Regions from separate parts of the Mus musculus genome. Here region 2 is linked to region 1. Evidence: chromatin loops called from intact Hi-C (ENCODE). Cell type or tissue: heart. All regions are shown on one strand.

What was found. Peaks named below come from ENCODE experiments on the same cell type or tissue, not always from the same donor. Only the 100,000 strongest peaks of a DNase experiment are listed, where the experiment ranks them.
Region 2: it touches region 1 in a loop (2.0-fold over the local background); 2 of 42 quality-filtered maps call a loop at or near these places.

Annotation. Positions count from the first base shown.
Region 1 is chr6:8,273,171-8,275,670 of GRCm38, forward strand. All of the region lies in intron 2 of Umad1 (UMAP1-MVP12 associated (UMA) domain containing 1), which reads left to right. Among named protein-coding and RNA genes, the nearest start is that of Umad1, 15 kb to the left of the region's middle. In heart, CTCF peaks have their summits at 1,480 (motif pointing left) and 2,153; no DNase peak of the experiment used is centred here.
Region 2 is chr6:8,344,548-8,347,047 of GRCm38, forward strand. The region is part of intron 2 of Umad1 (UMAP1-MVP12 associated (UMA) domain containing 1); the gene reads left to right. It overlaps Gm46952 (a long non-coding RNA gene), which reads right to left and starts at 1,029. Exons shown (of 3, transcript XR_001785197.2): 1 at 977-1,029. In heart, no CTCF peak of the experiment used is centred here; a DNase peak (open chromatin) is centred at 1,074.

The sequences.
Region 1 (2,500 bases):
AGATATAAGATACAATTTGTGAAACACATGAAACTCAAGAGGAGTGAAGACCAAAATGTAGACACTTTGCCCCTTCTTAGAATTGGGAACAAAACACCCATGGAAGGAGTTACAAAGTTTGGAGCTGAGACAAAAGGATGGACCATCTAGAGACTGCCATATCCAGGGATCCATCCCATAATCAGCCTCCAAACGCTGACACCATTGCATACACTAGCAAGATTTTGCTAAAAGGACCCTGATATAGCTGTCTCTTGTGAGACTATGCCGGGGCCTAGCAAACACAGAAGTGGATGCTCACAGTCAGCTATTGGATGGATCACAGGGCCCCCAGTGGAGGAGCTAGAGAAAGTATCCAAGGAGCTAAAGGGATCTGCAACCCTATAGGTGGAACAACATTATGAACTAACCAGTACCCCGGAGCTCTTGACTCTAGCTGCATATATATCAAAAGATGGCCTGGAAAGAGAGGCCCATTGGACTTGCAATCTTTGTATGCCCCAGTACAGGGGAACGCCAGGGCCAAAAAGTGGAAGTGGGTGGGTAGGGGAGTGGGGGGGTATGGGGGACTTTTGGGATAGCATTGGAAATGTAAATGAGGAAAATACCTAATAAAAATATTTTAAAAAAAGAAAAAGCCAAAAAACAGAAACAACAACAACAACAAAAAAAACCCCTGAGAACATTAAATTGTGTACTTTACCTTTTAAACATGAATGTACTTTCTTTTAAATAAAGGAGAATTTGGCATTTTATCACTGTTTATTAAGTTTGGATCCTAATTTGGCTACCTCACTGTTTATTCTCCGATATTTTAAATAACTAAAATATTTTTAAATTATTATATAGAACTAACCTCCTGGAAGTTGAAGGCTCATAGTAGTATTGTTTTTGTAGTAAAATATCATTAGCATTCACAGACTTAATCGACTTAACTGATAAAAATTCTAACCATTACTAGGAATTATTGTATTACCATTAAAATTTATAAAGACAAACTTTAAAATTTTTTTTATTGTGGTAAACTACCTGTTTTGTCATGTCACTCTATAGCAGTCTCTTTATGTAATATTTACTTTAATCTCAGGGCATACCATATGAAAATACTTTGAAAAGATAAGTTCAGTGGTATATTTTTTCATAGTTTTATTGTTAACAGGGTACCATATTCACATATTTTGGAATATGTACTAGTTACTTTTCTGCTGTGAGAAAATACTACAGCCAAAAGCAACTTGTAAGAGAGAGTTTATTTGGGCTCATATTTCCAGAGGACTAGATGTCCATAACAGCAGGGAAGGAAGGTACGGTATCCTGAGGCCAGGTCAGGAGGCTGAGGGATCAGAGCAGGAAGCAAGGAGAGAGAACTGGAAGACGGCTGAAGCTGTGAAGCTGGCCCGGCAAGACTCCCTCCAGCAAAGCTCCAGGTCCATAACTTCCATAACTTCCCCAAGCAGTGCCACCTACTGGGGATCAGTGAACCTGCAGGTAAACTTTCACTAAAAACGGCCAATAGATATTCACCTAAGATTTTTAAATTAGTATCTGAACCAGAAACATTATAGGAGCAAAAAATGATTGGTTTTGTTTTCTTATCCTCTGGCTTCTCAGTGAGAAAGTCTATGACTGAGAAACAATCCCCTGCCAGTATGGACTGTTTAGAATTGGTTACAGTATCTCCTTAGAGCCTCTATGACCAGTTTCTAAAGAGGCCACAGTCAGTTACACTGTTAAATCTGAAAATGGTGCCCCTTTCCTTTCCTTTTCCACCTGAGAATACCTTCTCCTTTCGGCTAGTACTTCTATTTAATGGTCACTTGAAATTTCAGGTCCAGGACAGCCAAGGCACTTTACTTGATAACAGGAGTATTTAGAGTAGTCACGTACAACTAAATTAGTTCATGTTTATGGAAAGCTTTTTTCTTTACTAGGACTTCTGAAGCTTTTGCTCTCTTTAGATTGTAGAGCATGTAGACTAAGCATAAAGTGAGGGGTGGGGTTAGTAGAAAAACATGCTTTCCCTTGTGTACCCAGAATTCACAGCAGAAGGCTAGAGCTCATTCAGTAATGAAGTTGAAGTAATCCTCCAGGTACTCCATCTACACAAAAACAAATTGCAGTTTCCCTTTGCATCACTGGGTGGCGATTTTTCACAGTCTTGAGCTACTGTTTAAAAAGCTAGCAAGCAAGGCACTGTTTGTAATTACCAAGGCCTTCTTCTGTTATGACACATTTAATTGTGCTTTTAACACATTATCTTTAAGTTGATTACAAATTTACTAGTGTAATGTGCAACCTTGTAGTTATTTTAAATTAGGAAAGGGTTTTGCAGGGTTGGCAGATAATTCTATCCAATACCAAGACAAAGGCATGCATTAGCTTATTATGTTAAAGCAAAAATAGAATATAAAATGAAAAGAAGTAATGTAGATTATTGTTCTTGCTCCAGTAATATTGTTGACCAGATATTGAGTATAATTTTAGAGGAGTGAGAATGAAA
Region 2 (2,500 bases), 71 kb after region 1:
ATATGTATTTCCATAGTAGGATTCGCTGAGTTAACACTAGTGTCACTGGGCCACATACACAAACTAAGTTTCAATTTCAGTTTACAATGTACATGTTTTTAACCCCTAATTTTTATTGTTGTTGTTCATAGTAGAATGTAGTTTTTCCCCCTAAGGCCCTATGAATCAAAAGCATAGTAGGTATAATTGGCTTAGTAAAATTTAATTTCAAATTCAATGAATAAAATTTTTTTAGCTAGTTTGACTTTTAAAATGCTTTTAGGCTGTCCCTATCAAAAGGAAGGGAATGCTAAATTAAAGTAAGTACGGATATAAGACAGGAGTTTTATGTTTATGTAAAACTAGTGCTGAGAAAATAAATATCCTGAAATACCAGAGCCAAAATATATTCTTAAAATATTTTGAGCACAGGAAATAAATTATAAACAGCCTAGTGGGGGGGGGGAAATTCCAAACCTTCATAAATATAATTAAGTTGTATTTAAAATAATAGGGATTTCTGGTATGTAGTTAAGATGCCTTTGATTTTATTAAAACCGAAGATGTTTTTATGGTTATTGAAAAGCCAAAGGCACCTGAACTTTTCTTAACGTGAATGATTTAATATCTGAAACTTAAGCTAAAATGCTATTGTTTCTTTGTACACAGTCATTGCCTCTGCATTAGCTAACTCTAAAGAACTATAATGAGCCAGGCATGGTAGATGGCCACTGGGGAGACTGAGGCAGGAAGATTTTTTTTGAGGTTAAGACCATCATTGTCTGCATACCGAATCCCAGGCCATTCTTTGCTACAGGTTGGGATCATATGTCAAAAAAAAAAGGACACAAACACACACACACACACACACACACACACACACACGCATATAATATATAAAAGAAGTAAGCATATACACCCTATAAAAATAAATACTTTTGAAATACCGTGATAATTGGAATAACTCTAATAGCAATTTTAAAAAAGATAGTAATACCTGAAAAGTTTAGGGCCCTTCTAGGAAAAAGCCTGTGAAGCACAGAGAGCAGCCAGCCAGAGCTGATGCTCAATGGCAGAAACTGCTTAGTCACGCTGAAAGGGAGCCAAGGCAATAGCAGAGTGGGTGTTAAGTTGCAGTGGGTGTGGCACTTGCAGAGAGCCACTGTGACTGGGAAGTCATTTTGTAAACTTGTTACAGTAGAGTAGGAAAGCAGAAACCACCTAAAAATATTAATATTATGACCACATTTGCCGGATAACAATCAAAACAGTAGAGCCTAGAAAATAGAAATTACAATTCACTCTAGAGTGTTGGCCTCTAGTGTGAGGATGTGAATCTAATCCCCAGTACATAGAGAGGGAAGGAGGGAGGGAGGGATGGAGGAAGGGGGAGGGAAGAAAAAGAAAATAAAGAAGATTATAGTTTCCATAAGAGAGAAGAATTGACCTAATGAAGGAGAATTAAAAATTGAAGTATCTTAACAACATCTTAGCTGGGCAATGTTTGTACATGCTTTTAATGCCAGCATTCAGAAGACAGAGGCAGGCAGATCTCTGTGAATTCAAGGCCAGCTTGATCTACAGAGCTAGTTTTCTAGGACAGACAAGCTGTACAAAGAAACCCTATCATGACAGGGAAAAAAAATGTGTAGGAGGAAGAGAAGGAGAACTCTTTGGCTAAGAAATAAAACAACGTGGAACCGGGAGTGGGTGGTGGCACACGCCTTTAATCCCAGAATTTGGGAGGCATAGGCGGGAGGCATAGGCAGGCGGATTTCTGAGTTCGAGGCCAGCCTGGTCTACAGAGTTCCAGGACAGCCAGGGCTACACAGAGAAACCCTCTGTCTCGGGAAAAAAAAAAAAAAAAAAAAAAGAAATGAAACAGTGTAAAGGTAGTTGTAAACAACTTTCTAGAAGACACATTTATTTTGTCCATTTTTTTTTTTTTTTGAGACTCTCACATGTGAGTATTCCATTTAGACCAAGTTCATCCTTCAGATGCATGTGCTCTCTGAACGCCCCTACTAAATGCATGGCCTTTTCTTGTTATTGTCACGTCATTCATATGTGTATAATATAGTCTACTGAGTCAATTCAGTGTTTCTTAGTCAGTTCAGTGTATGCATTTACAGCTGGCTGCTTGGGATAGGATCACTTGTCACAGGCTTGATTGAGAGAAGATTGAGTCTCCCTCTCTCAGCAGCCATTAAATGCCTATTGCTCTTTATCCAGTGACACAGCCCACGTCCACATTGGTGTGTCAGCTGCTATTGTCATTGTTCAGGTCTTGCTTAGGTGACCATTATTTTGAGACTTTGATATACATGAGACAGTGCCTTGCTGTAGATGTCCAGTCCTCTGGCTTACAATTTTTCCACCCTCTCTTCCACAGTGCTCCCTGCCTTAGGAGTAGGGGTTGTATTGGGGATGTCTCAGGTAACATTGGGTACCGACTGGTCACGTGCTTCTTTGATGGGGCCTGAGAGCTAGTACGCTCATCCAGGAAAGCTAGTGAGTTAGT